Linked DNA regions of Homo sapiens: region 2 is linked to region 1. A link is a loop called in an ENCODE intact Hi-C map of the cell type or tissue named here. Cell type or tissue: dorsolateral prefrontal cortex. All regions are shown on one strand.

The links. Peaks named below come from ENCODE experiments on the same cell type or tissue, not always from the same donor. Only the 100,000 strongest peaks of a DNase experiment are listed, where the experiment ranks them.
Region 2: a loop joins it to region 1, with 2.8 times the contacts of the local background. A loop is called at or near these places in 2 of 110 quality-filtered maps.

Annotation. Positions count from the first base shown.
Region 1 is chr19:53,517,157-53,525,156 of GRCh38, forward strand. It overlaps a transcript of ZNF331 not described here. Among named protein-coding and RNA genes, the nearest start is that of ZNF331, 17 kb to the right of the region's middle. RefSeq lists enhancers at 2,568-3,342, 3,343-4,116, 3,607-3,806, 4,117-4,890. In dorsolateral prefrontal cortex, CTCF peaks have their summits at 3,666 and 3,874; DNase peaks (open chromatin) are centred at 3,635 and 4,372; H3K4me3 peaks cover 2,005 bases; H3K27ac peaks cover 1,345 bases.
Region 2 is chr19:53,655,102-53,663,101 of GRCh38, forward strand. The region is part of intron 2 of LOC107985342 (a long non-coding RNA gene); the gene reads left to right. It also overlaps the pseudogene LOC100288093. Among named protein-coding and RNA genes, the nearest start is that of MIR512-1, 7.6 kb to the right of the region's middle. RefSeq lists enhancers at 5,240-6,129, 6,130-7,019. In dorsolateral prefrontal cortex, CTCF peaks have their summits at 4,431 (motif pointing right) and 6,226; DNase peaks (open chromatin) are centred at 4,400 and 6,291; H3K4me3 peaks cover 814 bases; H3K27ac peaks cover 1,178 bases.

The sequences.
Region 1 (8,000 bases):
CGCGCACAACAGCACAACCATCAAAATGAAAACACCTGATGTACAGAGTTGTATAGTAGTTGTATAGTTAGTAGTTGTATGGAGCACCCTTGACATAAGTAACTCCATCTTAGAAAAAGACTCCATCTTACATTTCATGGGGCACTTTGCCAACAGGGACAAGATGTTTTGCTTAGTAAATAAATAATAAGGACTGCATCCAAGCAGATAAGGACATAAACAAGCACATTCTTCCACTATCAGTCCTCCCCACAGGACTCTGGCCATAAAAGAAGCTGGGCTTCAGCAGCTCAAAACGGCCATCTTAACTGCCAACCATCCTGCTGTCATTTGTGATAAGCACTTGACATCTGCTGCCAAAGTTTCTACCCACATCAAAGATTCTTCTTTGCAAGATCAACAGACAACTCAGCCCAGACCAGGAGACTGTTTATGTCTTCATTACTCTCCCCACGCAGGTTCAAGTCTGCTGAGATTTGGTTTATCTCTGATTTATTAGGGAGAATTGGCTCACACGATCACAAGGCAAAGTCCCATGATAACCCATCTGCAAGCTGAGGAAGAAAGAAGCCAGTAGTGGCTCAGTCCAAGTCCAGAAGCCTCAGAAGCAAGGAAGCCAACAGTGCAGCCTTCAGCCTGTGGCCAAAGGCCCGAGAGCCCCCAGCAAACCACCAGTGGTCCAGAGATAACCAGGTCCACACACGTTTGTATCTTTCCACAGTGTCAGGCTTTGATTGATGCTATTTCAATCACAAAAGCCATGAGCCGCCTGGAGTTCCCAAAGAGGCTTGTGATGGTTAATATTAAGTGTCAACTTGATTGGATTGAAGGAAGCCTAGGCAGCTGGTAAAGGATTGTTTCTGGGTGTATCTGTGAGGGTGTTGCCAGAGGAGACTGATGTTTGAGTCAGTGGATGGAGAGAGGAAGACCCACCCTCGATGTAGGTGGACACCATGCAATTGGCTGCCAGCTCAGGTAGAACACAGAAGGCAGAAGAAGGTGGGATACCTTTGCTTGCTGAGTCTTCTGGCTTTCATCTTTCTCCCGTGCTGGATGCTTCCTTCTGCTTCTCCTGCCCTTGGACATCAGATTCCAGGTTCTTTGGTCTTTGGACTCTTAGACTTACACTGGTGGTTTGCCGGGGGCCCTGTGGCCTCTGGCCACAGGCTGACGACTGCACAGTTGGCTTCCTTGCTTCTGAGGCTTTTGGACTTGAACTGAGCCACTACTGGCTTCTTTTTTCCTCAGCTTGCAGATGGCCTATCATGGGACTGGGCCTTGTGATCGTCTAAGCCAATTCTCCCTAATAAACTTCCTTTCCTATAGACATATATCCTATTAGTTCTGTCTCTCTGGAGAACCCTGACTAATACAAGGCAATTCTCTTTGGTACTGCCCCTTCACTTGGTAGTCAGAGCCATAGACACGCAGGCTCAAGCCACTTCACAAGTCAGTCAATATTGCAAACCATACATAGTAGTGTACTTAATCAATATATATAAATGTTATAGATTAAACATTTCACAATAAACAAAGTAATGTTTAACATCAAGAGAAAAGAGATAGGAGAAAAGGGTTAACAAGTCAGTCCAAGGAGAGTAACAAAACCCTTGGTCAGGGCTGGGCAGGCCCATTGGTCTTGCAAGAAGTCTTTGAGGCTTCAGCAGCAGATGCCAAGTGCTCATCACAAATGACAGCAGGACGGTTGCAGTTAAGATGGTTATTTCAAGCCACTGAAGCCTTGCTCCTTTTATGGCCACAGAGTCCTCTGGGGAGGACAGATGGTGGAAGAATGTGCTTGTTTATATCCTTATCTGGTTGGATGCAGTCTTTATTATTTATTTATTAAGCAAAACATCTTGTCCCTGTTGGCAAAGTGCCCTGTGGAATGCAAGATGGAGTCTTTTTCTAAGATGGAGTTACTTATGTCAAGGGTACTCTATACAGTAGTCTTACCCACACGTTCATAGAAACATACAATCTCATCCATGTCATAATGAAGGCCAAAAACCTCACAGGCGCCCTCCCTTACCTGAGCTCCAGGAGGCTCCCTGATGAGTCCACACAATCACAAATCCAGTCACACCCACCAATGATTCTCTCCCAACAACAGCATATATTTTTTAGGGCAAAGCATCTCACACCCCAGTGTTTGTCTAAATTGCACCATTTCGGAAGCCCCCTGCTCTTTTGCAGACCTTGGTCAAAGTGAAACATTTCACAGGGGTTCAGGCAGTGAGAAATATCCTGCCTAACCACCTGACCACAAGGCGAACAAAGACCCAATTAAAGAAACATTCTCATCATGTCCTACTGGGCAAAGGCCCAACTACAAAAACCATCCCTATCATATCTTTCTTGGCAAAGGTCCAAGGAACATCCTGATGAGATCCCACCGGAAAAAGGGCCAAACCGCCTGATCATAAGAACATCTTGTCAATATCCTGCCGGGCAGCAAGCCATACAGCCCAGGCCTCTCCCGCCCATACCAAGGTAACACTCACAGAGACATCTGAAGAGCCAGGCAGTGCTCCCAAGTCTGGGACAGCATCAGAGAACGAAACGCAAAGTCCTGCCCTTACAGAGAGAGCCTTGGCACAGACCCAGTCAGGACCAGGTCACTCCCGTGGAACCTACTCAAGGTCCCTACACACATGCCTGGAGCTCCCCAATCTACTGGGGGGTGGGGGAAAGGGCAGTGCTGAAACGTCCCCAAAATCTCACATGTAAACACCCTACCTAACACTTTCTAGAGGCATTTCCAGCTCGGGGCTGTATTTCCAAGAACGCTCTGGAGGCACAGCTCTTTTCTAAGGAGGGCCATGTTGCATGCTGGGAAATTTTTGAACTTTTCCCAAATCACAGCTTTTAAGCTTTCCGGGCTTATTATTATTATTATTATTATTTTGAGACATTGTTTCACTCTTATCGCCCAGGCTGGAGTGCAGTGGTGTGATCTCGGCTCACTGCAACCTCTGCCTCCTGGGTTCAAGCGATTCTCTTCCCTCAGCCTCCCAAGTAGCTGGGATTACAGGCACACACCACCACGCCTGGCTAATTTTTGCATTTTTAGAGCGATGGGGTTTCACCATGTTGGGCAGGAGGGTCTCGAACTCCTGATCTCAGGTGATATACCCGCCTCGGCCTCCCAAAGTGCTGAGATTACAGGCGTGATTTCTGGTCGTTTCAGACTACATTTCCTTCCCAGAAGGACGCGGGGACACGCCTTCCCTATGGACGGATCCCAAATGCAAGTTGTAAGCAATTATAACTGTAGGCCCCTAGAGCCTGAACCACTTTTCCCAGGAATTTTTTGTGGTGCGCCTTAGGAGCAAGCAAAGTTTCAGGGCAGGAGAAGGCCGACAGGGCTTCCAGCATTTGAAGATTCTGCCAGTCTGAAATACGCTTTCCCAGAAGTCTATGGGGGGTGCAGCTGCTCTAACAGTGGGAGGAGACACCGACGAAAAGCATTCTGACGGCCGCGCTTCCAGCGCTAAGGATTCCCGCGTAGTGAGCATTTCCCAGAGGTCTCTGGGGCATGGCTCCATTAGGGCCGTGTGCAGTTGCCTGCAGGGAAACACTGATGGGCGCCCTTCCAGATACGTCGATTCCCGGGTTATGAGCTACATTTCCCAGAAGCCCTCAAGGCAGGACGCCCTTAGGGTCGCGTAGAGTTGCATGCTGGGAAATCCTGACAGCCGCTTCCAACTCTGTGGATTTCCGGGTTATGGACTACATTTCCCAGAGGCCTCTGGGTCACGGCTCCATTTGCGCCGTGTAGAGTTGCATGCTGGGAAACACTGACGGGCGCCCTTCCAGCTGCGTCGAAGCTTCTCTGGTTTCGCATTACATTTCCCAGAGGGCCTTGGGGCACAGTCCAATGAGGAGCGAGCCGGGTGGCCGGCTGAGGGGCGTGCTTCATGCTCGCGGGATTTTTAAAAATGGTTTCTCCTGGATCTTATCCCAACTGCGCCTGAGACCTTGTTTCACCTCCTGATGTGCTGGGTGTGGTTAGGCCTCGAGCCGGGAGCTATTTGCCTCCCAGGAGGAAGCCAGGGCAGGGTTCCGCGGGGAATGGCGGTGAGGGAGCCACTCGGGACGCGGAGGCCCTAAAATGAAGAAGCTTCGGCCTGAGGCTTCGGGAGCGGCGAGCAGGGAAGTGGGAGTGTGTGTGAGTGTGTGTGTGTGTGTGTGTGTGTGTGTGTGAATAAGCCAGAGGCTGCCTGGTGGGGCCCCGCCGTGGCCCAGTGACTGAGATAATTGTCTTCGTCTGTGGGGTAATGCGAACAAGCCCCGTTCCCCTAAGCCGTGATGCATGCGGGGTTGACGCGGCCGGGCTCTGTCCCCATAAACTGTGACACAGGTGTGTGTAGACGTCTATGAGGGCCATAGCGCCGGGCTGTAAGGGCATCTGTAGGGGTGACGCAGCCGGGCTGTGTCTCTGCACCTCCGTTCTGTGCGAGGTCAATGCTGGTGGGGTCTGCAGAGGTGGCACGGCCAGGACGGGTCTCCGTGTCTCTGAAATGTGCCTTTGCACTTCTGTCAGGTTGACAGGGACAGGCAGTGTCCCTCTGGTGTGAGCGTCTGTGGGTGTGAAAGGGCCAGCGAGTGTGCGGCTGTGACTGGTCGGGATCGGGCCTGGGTGCATGGCCTTTTGAGTGAGCACAGGTGTGTGCGACCATGTCACCTGTCTTTCTAGTGTCTCCGTTGCTTCCTGTGCCTTGGCCTTCCAGCCATGTGGTACCTGCTAGGGAGCAGTGGTCCCAAAGTGACGTGAGAGGCTCTACGCTATTGTGAAAATGACCAAGAAGAAGGCTTCACAAGTCACGAGATGGCAGTTTTGGAGCCAGAAGTGCTCTCCGTGCACACTACCTGGACGACAAGAGGAAGTAACCTCAAGAATAGAATTCCTTTTGGGGAAGAAAGAGGTACCTGACATGGGAGGCGGGGAGGTGGTGAGAGGGGCAGCTCCATGTTTCAGAACCCCAGTTCCTAGAGTTTTCCAGCATTTCTCTGAAAAACTCACATGCCTGTGCCCTCTTATTTCTGATTGATTTTAACTGTGGTCTGGGGACAAGTGTGCCCTATTTTCTTTCTTTGTTTTTTTTTTTTTTGAGACAGAGTCTTGCTCTGTCGCCCAGGGCTGGAGTGCAGTGGTGCGATCTCGGTTCCCAGGTTCAAGCGATTCTCCTGCCTCAGCCTCCCAAGTAGCTGGGACCACAGGCGCACGCCACCATGCCCAGCTAATTTTTGTATTTTTAGTAGAGACGGGATTTCACCATGTTGGCATAGGTGATCTCGATCTCTTGACTTCATGATCCGCCCCCGTCGGCTTCCCAAAGTTCTGGGATTACAGTTGTGAGCCACCGCGCCTGGACGTGTGCGCTATTTTCTAACGTAGCTTGTGATCCAGAAAGGTCCTGGTGCCTCATTCTTATCTTCCTTTTCCCCTCCGGCCAGCTGGCCTTCAGGAAAAGCATCCCGGAGGAGGAAGAAGAAGTGTTATATGTCCTAAAGTAAGGTTTCAGGTGAGTTAGCTTTTTGTTCATTCAATGATTTGTATTTATACAACTTAAGACTATTTACTTTCCTTGGGCCCATTTCTTCCCAAATAGTCATTTATCCCACTAATTCCTCCCCAAGGGATGTGACAGGGCGGTGCAGGTCATTCCTCCGTGTATACTCCATTGACCTACCCTCTTCTAAAATGTCTAAAAATTGTCTAAGAATCTGATGGTACAGAAGAGATTAATTCTAACACTTTATATTACAGTGTGGTTTGGTAAGGAAGGGATTTATTTTTGGGTGGAAGGAAACACCAGATATCTTTGGTCTTTTGTTTATTTTTTATTATTGTAGTTATTTTTTAACATGGTTAATTTTTTAAATTTTTATATAATTGGCAAATGACAAATTGTATTTATTGTGTATATGTTTTTATATATATGTATACATTATGAGATGATTAAATCAGGCTGATGAACATATCCATCACCTCACTAATTATTATTTTTGTCATGAGGACATTTAAACTCTACTCTCTTAGCAATTTTCAAATATACTATATTTTTTTTTTATTTTTTTTTTCTTTTGCCCTTGTCCCCCAGGCTGGAGTGCAATGGCATGATCTCAGCTCACTGGAACCTCTGCGTCCTGGGTTGCAGCGATTCTCCTGCCTCAGCCTCCCAAGTAGCTGGAATTATAGGCACCCACCACCATGCCTGGCTAATTTTTGTATTTTTAGTAGAGACGGGGTTTCATCATGTTGGCCAGGCTGGTCTCAAACTCCTGATTTCAAGTTATCTGCCCGCCTCAGCCTCCCAAAGTCCTGGGATTACAGGTGTGAGCCACCATGCCCTGCCTTTGTCCCAATTTTTAATCAAATTTTTTTTTCACACTCTTGAGTTGTGTGAGTTTCTTATATATCGTGAATATTAACTGCTTGTCAGATGTATGGTTTGCAAATATTTCCTTCTACTCCATAGGTTCTGTCTTCACTCTGTTGATTGCTCTGCTGTGCATAAGTTTTTTAATGATGCAATTCATTTGTCTGTTAGCCACCATGCCCAGCCTTGATTTCTTTTTCAAATAGTTGTTAGTCTATAGGGATACTATTTTTTTTTTATACTTTAAGTTCTAGGGTACATGTGCACAATATGCAGGTTTAATCCATAGGTATACATGTGCCATGTTGTTTTGCTGCACCCATCAACTCGTCATTTGCATTAGGTATTTCTCCTAATGCTATCCCTCCCCCAGCCCCCCAACTCCGACGGGCCCTGGTGTGTGATATTCACCACCCTGTGTCCAATTGATCTCATTGTTCAGTTCCCACCTATGAGTGAGAACATGCGGTGTTTGGTTTTCTGTCCTTGTGATAGTTTGCTCAGAATGATGGTTTCCAGCTTCTTCCATGTCCCTGCAAAGGGCATGAACTCATCCTTTTTTATGGCTGCATAGTAATCCATGGTGTATATGTGCCACATTTTCTTAATCCAGTCTGTCATTGATGGACATTTGGGTTGGTTCCAAGTCTTTGCTATTGTGAATAGTGCCACAGTAAACATATGTGTGAATGTGTCTTTATAGTACCATGATTTATAATCTTTTGGGTATATACCCAGTTATGGGATTGCTGGGTCAAATGGTATTTCTAGTTCTAGATTCTTGAGGAATCGCCACACTGTCTTCCACAATGGTTGAACTAATTTACACTCCCACCAACAGTGTAAAAGTGTTCCTGTTTCTCCACATCCTCTCTAGCATCTGTTGTTTCCTGACTTTTTAATGATTGCCATTCTAACTGGTGTGAGATGGTATCTCATTGTGGTTTTGATTTGCATTTCTCTGATGACCAGTGATGATGAGCATTTTTTCATGTGTCTGTTGGCTGCATAGATGTCTTCTTTTGAGAAGTGTCTGTTCATATCCTTGGCCCACTTTTTGATGGGGTTTTTTGTTTTTTTCTTGTAAATTTGTTTGAGTTCTTTGTAGATTCTGGATATTAGCCCTTTGTGAGATAGGTAGATTGCAAAAATTTTCTCCCATTCTGTAGGTTGTCTGTTCCTTCTGATAGTAGTTTCTTTTGCTGTTCAGAAGCTCTTTAGTTTAATTAGATCCCATTTGTCTATTTTGGCTTTTGGTGCCATTGCTTTTGGTGTTTTAGTCCTGAAGTCCTTGCCCATGCCTGTGTCCTGAATGGTATTGCCTAGGTTTTCTTCTAGGGTTTTTATGGTTTTAGGTCTAATATTTAAGTCTTTAATCCATCTTGAATTAATTTTTATATAAGATGTAAGGAAGGGATCCAGTTTCAGCTTTCTACATATGGCTAGCCAGTTTTCCCAGCACCATTTATTAAAAACGGAATCCTTTCCCCATTTCTTGTTTTTGTCAGGTTTGTCAAAGATCAGATGGTTGTAGATGTGTGGTGTTATTTCTGAGGCCTCTGTTCTGTTCCATTGGTCTATATCTCTGTTTTGGTACCATTACCATGCTGTTTT
Region 2 (8,000 bases), 140 kb after region 1:
TTCGTGTGAGCCACTGACTCGTGTACATGTTAGACTCCTTGGTCTATAAGAAAGCATCTTGTATGGTAAATTGTTGTTCTAAAGTAAAATAACTGGTTTGTTCAAAAAGGGGATGCTAAGGAGAAGTCAGAAAGTCAAAGCATGTTGTAGATGGTCTGGGAAAGTCGTGAAAGGGTTCGTGAAAGGAAATTTAAGCCACCAAAAGTAAAAGTTGCTAGTTACCATTATAACATATGATTGAAACTACTGAAAAAATAGTTTTACATGGAAAGTGTGTGAGAAGAGTGAAACATGTTTTTGGTAAAATATTTTTAAAAGGCAGGAGAATGTCAAATTTCACCTAGTTGAGAGGGTTATGTGATTTTTAAATTAGATAAGAATAAGCTCACGGTTTGAACAAGTTGTGGAAGGTTTGTAAAAACTAATCTTGCAAAAAAAATTCTGTGTGCAAACACGTTGACTAAATTTAAAGGGGTATTTTCCAGTTTTCCATAAATTAAACATTGAAATGAAAGGACAAACAGGGTTTCTTTTTTTGTTTTTTTGTTGCCCAGGCTATGGGCAACTATGTAGCTAGGCATGTTGGTGCATGCCTGTAATCCCAGCTACTCAGGAAGCTGAGGCAGGAAAATTGCTTGAACCCAAGAGGCAGAGGTTGCAGTGAGCCAAGATCGCACCACTGCATTCCAGCCTGGGTGACAGAGCAAGACCCTATCTCGAAAAAAAAGAAAAAAGAAAAGCAATAGCTCCCTGGGTGTCAGGTATCAGTGAGAATGGGAAGTCAGGTCTTCTCTGACTCCTAGGACATTCCTCTCTCTGTCTTTGGGGGTTGAATTCCTTGTTAGAACTCCATCTTGTTAAAGGGGCCTCGCACCTGCCCTTGCCTTCTGCAGCAGCCCTCCTTAATCCTCTCCAAACTTCCATCTCCAGACCACCGGATTCTCCTCATGAGTGCCCTGGGTGGACATTGGTGAAAGGTCACTGCCTTCAGGACACACCATAGGTACAGTCACCGAGGTAACCCAGTTCAAAGAAGAGCAGGATGTTCAGTATTTACAAAGGGATCTAGCAATTGGTCCAAACCAGTCAGTGCTGGCATGCACCGTTCATCGTGCCATCAGTGGCAAGATGGAGATCTGGCAATGCATGGCTCACAGTAAGATACACGCCCTGTGCCATTCCACCCTATCATTAGAAAAGGAGTCTTCTTTTTCTTTCTTTCTTTCTTTTTTTTTTTTTTTTGGAGACAGGGTCTCACTCTGTTGCCCAGGTTGTAGTGTAATGGTGCAATCTTGGCTCACTGCAGCCTCTGCCTCCTGGGGTCAAGTGATCCTCTCACCTCAGCCTCCTGAGTGGCTGAGATCACAGATGCCAGCCACCACGCCTGGCTAATATTTTTGTTTGTTTGTGTTATGTTTTTTGAGACTGAGTCTTGCTCTGTTGCACAGGCTGGAGTGCAATGGCGCAATCTCGGCTCACTGCAACCTCCACCTCCCTGGTACAAGCAATTCTCCTGTCTCAGCCTCTCAAGTAGCTGGGATTACAGGCGCCTGCCACTACGCCCGCCTAATTTTTGTATTTTTAGTAGAGACGAGGTTTTGCCATGTTGGCCAGGAATGGCCAGACCTCAAATGATCTGCCCGCCTAGGCTTCCCAAAGCGCTGGGATTACAGGTGTGAGCCACTGCACCCAGCCAATTTTTGTATTTTTTTTTTTTTTTTTTTTTGTAGAGACAGGGTTTTGCCGTGTTGCCCAGGCTGATCTCGAACTCCTGACCTCAGGTGATCACCTTCCTTGGCCTCCCAAAGTGTTGGGATTACAGGTGGGAGCCACCATGTCCAGCCGCTTTTTCTTTTTAAAAAAAATTTTTTTTGACATAACAGACAACACCACTCTCTTTTATTTTTTTATAGAGACGGGGTCTCATTATGTTGACCAGTCTGGTCTTTTTAAATTTTATTTTTTTGAGATGGAGTCTCACTCTGTTGCCCAGGCTGGAGTGTAGTGGCGGGATCTTGGCTCACTGCAACGTCTGTACCCCAGATTCAAGTGAGTCTCCTGCCTCAGGCTTCCAAGTAGCTGGGATTACAGGCTCATGCCACATCGCTGGCTAATTTTTTTTTTTTGTATGTTTTTAAATTTTATCTTTTAAGTAGAGACAGGGTTTCCCCATGTTGGCCAGGCTGGTCCTGAACTCCTGACTTCAGGTGATCCACCCTCCTCAACCTCCCAAAGTGCTGGGATTACAGGCATGAGCCACCATACCCAGCCTTCCTGCTATTTTTGAACTACCTGTACCAGGCTGGTTTCTCTGGGTGAGGGGAGTGGTCAGGCAGAGGCAGGCCCCGTCATGGTAAGCAGCTAGGAGACTGCTAGAGATTGACAGGGCACTCATGAGTGCCCTGGGTGGACACTGGTGAAAGGTCACTGCCTTCAGGACACACCATAGGTACAGTCACCAAGGTAACCCAGTTCAAAGTAGAGCAGGATGTTGGGTATTTACAAAGGAGATCTAGCAATTGGTCCAAACCAGTCAGTGCTGGCATGTACCGTTCATCGTGCCATCAGTGGCAAGATGGAGATCTGGCAATGCATGGGCTCACAGTAAGATACACGCCCTGTGCCATTCCGTAGACGTAGATCAAGCGATTATTACTGCAGAAATCTCCGTGGACGTAGAGCAAGCAATTATTACTGCAGAAATTGCAGGAGCAGGTTCTGCAGCATGTCACATCCAAAGAAGCTTCCCTTGCAAGTTGGTAACCTTGAGGGCTTCAATACCACACAGAGTTGGTCTAGGTGATGGCTGACCATCCAGGCATAATAATTTGGGGAACAATTCCAGGATGGAGGTTATGTTGCTAGACTTGTTTGTCCGGGAAAGTGGTAGACAGGAAGTTCCTGTCTGCACACGTCTCCTGGCTCCAGCCCTTTCCCCTGTCCATCTGTCCTACAGACTCCGCCTCAGGCATGTTGTCTTGGAGGACGTGCAGAAAGGCAGCCATGCACTTTCTAGGTTTCGATGCCGTCTTAGAGTCACTGGTCACCAGGTCTGGGTCAAACGGGAGTCTCTGGCTGTCAAGACTGGACTGGGAGGAATCACATCGCTTCTTCACCATCAGCTTTATCTGCTTTGCCTTTTCCGACTTCAGCTTTCTCTGCAGGGGGTATCAGTGGGGTTGACAAAGATTGACATCTTTTTGTTATCCTCATCCCTAATCTTGCCACTGACATTCTTCAGTGCCTAGGCGATGCTGGCATTCTCCACAAAGATGTGGGCCTGCATTTTCTCATAGCGAAACTGAATCAGGAGGAAGGGGCATTGCATTGACTCTGAATCAAATTCAGCAGCCACTTCTCATTTTATGCAGATCTTGAACTAGCAGCTCCCTAAGGTCCGATCTGGCCTGTTTCCCTCTGTTCTTTTCTCTGGAGGTTTTTGGCGCTTTCTCTGTGTTAACATGGGTTTGGTCTTGTTTATGGCAAGTGCCTCTCCATGGCTGGGTGCGGTGGCTCACGCCTGTAATCGCAGCACTTTGGGAGGCCAAGGCTGGCGAATCACCAGAGGTCAGTTCGAGACCAGCCTAGCCAACATGGCGAAACCCCGTCTCTACTAAAAATATAAAAAAATTAGCCAGGTATGGTGGCGGGCGCCTGTGGTCCCAGCTACTCAGGAGGCTGAGGCAGGAGAATCGCTTGAACCCGGGAGGCGGAGGTTGCAGTGAGCTGAAATTGTGCCATTGCACTCCAGCTTGGGTGACAGAGTGAGACTCTGTTTAAAAAAAAAAAAAGTAAGTAAATAAATAAATGTTGATATTATGTAGCCATGTTATGTAGTTTTGCATAGCCTTTCTCTGTCTTATAGCTATGAAAGACAATTTCCAAAACATAGCCTAGAATGGAGAATTGAAGATAAAGTGAGAACTGTTGGGCATAGTAACCTAAAAAGGGATCCCCTCTGGTGTGGAAAGATTGTTCCAACGCAAAAGGGACTGAGATCCAGAGATGGCAGTTGTTTGAGATCTGGAATCTTCAGAAGAGGTAGATCAGACTTGCTCAGGAAATAATGGGTCCTACCATCACAGCGGGTACGGATGGGGCTACAAGATGAGAGAGGCTGGATAGGAGAGTATTTAAGGAAAAAAAAAAGACAGAAAAGGACCAAAGGACAGTCTGTGAGACCCCAGAGAATGCATTAAACCTGAAGAATTTCTGAACAATGACGTCTGATATTCAGGCTTCCGTTGTTTCTTTTTGTGCTGTAATCTTCCGTGTTTTCTCTGCACATAGCTCAGTAAAGCTCTATTCACCAGTTAACCTAGAGTCTGTCTTGAGATAAGCAGGGAGGGCTGTGACGGCTGCACAAGGGCGGAGTGGTTTGTAGACCTGAAAAGGAACTTGTAAGAGCTGGCAGATCTTAACCAGGAGAGGGAGCCCCTTTCCACAGCCTAGAAGCTTCTGAAGTCATTTAAATGGAACTGAATTATATGAAGTCAAATGTCAGTTGGGGAAAAAGTCAAACTTTATTATTTATTTATTTATTTGTAATTGTGCGTATACATATATATATATATATATATATATATATATATATATATATATATAATTTTTTTTAAATTATGATCTCCGTGATAGTACCAAATCAAACTTTTTTTGGAGACAGAGTCTTGCTCTGTCACCCAGGCTGGAGTGCAGTGGCGTGATCTCGGCTCACTGCAACCTCCGCCTCCCAGGTTCAAGCAATTCTCCTGCCTCAGCCTCCTGAAGAGCTGGGATTACAGGCGCGTGCCACCATGCCCGGCTAATTTTTGTATTTTTAGTAGAGATAGGGTTTCACCATGTTGGCCAGGCTGGTCTTGAACTCCTGACCTCAGGTGATCCACCCGCCTTGGCCTCCTAAAGTGTTGGAATTACTGGCATGAGCGACCACGCTGGCCCAAACCCTGCTTTTTACTGGAGAGACGAGGTAGCCCTAAGTTAAAAAAAAAAAAAAAAAGACCCTGTTTCACTTCTTTTGGATATACCCGGGGTGACATTGCTAGATCATTCTGCAATTCCTCCTTTTTTTTTTTTTTTTTTTTGCTGGGGGTGGGATAGAGTCTCACTCCCAGGCTGGAGTGCAATGGTGTGATCTTGGCTCACTGCAACCTCCGCCTCCTGGGCTCAAACGACTCTCCTGCAGTGAGGAGCTGGGATTACAGGTGCCTGCCACCACAACCTGCTAATTTTTTTTTTATTTTTTGTATTTTTAGTACAGACGGGGTTTCACTATGTTGGCCAGGCTGGTCTTGAACTCCTGACCCCGTGATCCGCCCGCCACAGCCTCTCAAAGTGCTGGGATGACAGGCATGAGCCTCCGCGCCCAGTAGATCATTCTGTAATTCTGTGTTTAACTTTTTCCCCCCTAAACTTAACTGAAGTGATATTTAACTTTCTGAGGAATCACCAAATCAAAGGTGACTTTTGAGACAAATACAGGAAGTGGAGGTGGTTTTCCTCATGTAGATGAAGACATTCTAAACCCAGAACTGAAAACACACATGGAATCCTTTTAAGTATCAGGATGCCTTGGTGGACAAAATGGATACATCCAACTTCTCAAGGAGCTTAATATTCAGTATTAAAGCTGAGGTGAGCTCAGGTGATTCACGCCTGTAATCCCAACATTTTGGGAGGCCAAGGCAGGCGGATCACTTGAGCCCAGGAGTTTAAGACCAGCCTGGGCAACATAGTGAGACCCCTCCCCCCTGCCCCCGTCTCTACAAAAAATAAAAAAATTACAGACGCATGGTGTAGTCCCAGCTACTTGGCAGTCAAAGGTAGAAGGACTGTTTGAACCCAGGAGTGGGTTGAAGCTGCAGTGAGCCTTGATTGTACCAGTAAACTTTAGCTTGGGAGGCAGTTGAGACCCTGTCTCAAAAAAAAAAAGAAAGGAAGAATTTCTCTCTCCCAACTTCCCTTGGTTTCTCCTCGCCCCCCGGCTAAAAAGTGATTGGGGACCTTTTAAAAAACTTCCTGCTCTCCACAGAATGGGATTACAGCCCCGAGATGATCCATAAAAGATTTTCAGGAAGAATGAAGAGTTTAGGGAGTGAAGGTTCTAAAACAGTAAATAGAGTGTCACAAAGAAATCCATTCATCTCTTTGAAGGCTGGGTATTTGGAAAAAGAGAGAAAGAAAGCTTCATTCAGAGAGCGCTCGCCTGTATTTAGGGGTGTTTGGAGGGGGCGGGGTGACTATAGAATTAGGGTAAAGTTCAGTGTCTTGCAAATCAGCCCTGAAATAGCCCTGATCCCTGCAGGCCTGTCTGGTTTCCCAAACCCTCCACTAGCTTTCAAATTTGCATTAAAAAGCTTTTGGCTTGTTCATTCTGTTCTTTCTTTCTTTTCTTTCTTTTATTTATTTATTTTTTTTGAGACGGAGTCTGGCACTGTCACCCAGACTGGAGTGCAATGGCGCGATCTCCGCTCACTGCAGCCTCTACCTCCCGGGTTCAAGCAATTCTCCTGCCTCAGCCTCCCGAGTAGCTGGGATTACAGGCGCCCACCGCCACACCTGGCTTATTTTTTTAATTTTTAATAGAGATGGGGTTTCTCCATGTTGGCCAAGCTGTTCTCAAACTTCTGACCTGGTGATCCACCTGCCTCAGCCTCCCAAAGTGCTGGGATTACAGGCGTGAGCCACTGCGCCAGGCCCTCATTCTGTTACTTCTTTCTTTCTTTTTTCATTAATTTAAGTTCTGGGATACACATGCGGGATGTGCAGGTTTGCTACATAGGTAAATGCGTGCCGTGGTGGTTTGCTGAACCTATTGACCTAGGTATTAAGCCTCACAGCCATTAGCTATTTGTCCTGATGCCCTTCTGCCTCCTGCCCATTCTTTGTTATTTCTTCATATTCCAATTAATGTTCATTTTGAGGACCTGGCTCTGGCCAGGCAAGGTTCCAGTCTGGAGTCAAACTGAGGAAAGTATTACCTTTCACAAACACTTAGACCACGTTGGGAGGGGAGAATGATTGTCCTCCACATGCGTATGGGTGTGTTATAAACCCCAGGAAGGTAAATACTAAGCAAAGGCGTGCACAGATAATTATTGCAACTGATGATTCCACGTCAATTGTACTGTACTGTGAGTAGGTTTATAGGCTGCCGTGACAGGGGCCATCACCTGGGTACGAGGGTGCTGGCTTCCTCTTGAAGACGTGACTTTAAAATTGTGAGTTGAATAGATGCAAGGATATTGGCCCAGTGGAGGAACTTTGAGGGGAGGGGGCAGGGTATCCTGGTTGGGAGGAAATTACATACAGAAATTGGGGAGTGGTGACAACATTGACTCTTCCAGTAATTGTCTGGGTGTGGTAACTCAGGACTGTAATCCCAGCACTTTGGGAGGCTGAGATGGGAGGATTGCTTGAGCTTGGGAGTTCCAGATCAGCCTAGGTAACACGAGGAGATCTAAAATTGAAAAAAAACGTAGCTGGGTGTGGTGGCTCATTCCTATAATCCCAACAACTTTGACTCAGGAGGCTGAAGTGGGAGGATCCCTTAAGGTCAGGAGGTTGAGGCTGAAGTGAGCTAGCACTTTGGGAGGCCGAGGTATGTGGATTACTTGAGGCCAGGAGTTCGAGACCAGGCTGGCTAACATGGTGAAACCCCATCTCTACTAAAAATAAAAAAATTAGCCAGGCATGGTGGTGCGCGCCTGTAATCCCAGTGACTCGGGAGGCTGAGGCAGGTGAATCACTTGACCCCTGGAGGCAGAGGCTGCAGTGAGCCAAGATCATACCACTGCACTCTAGCCTGGACAACCAGAGTGAAACTCTGTCTCAAAAAAACAATAATAATTTTAAAAAAATTTTTTAAATAAAAAAATTAACAAATGACCCGCACATCTGGGGTGAAGTAAGACGAGGCTGGCAGCATAGCTCTGTCACCTGTGGTTAGGATTAATTAAGCTCAGCTTTAAAGGCTGGATCTTGGCCTCCTGGGTTTTAATTTT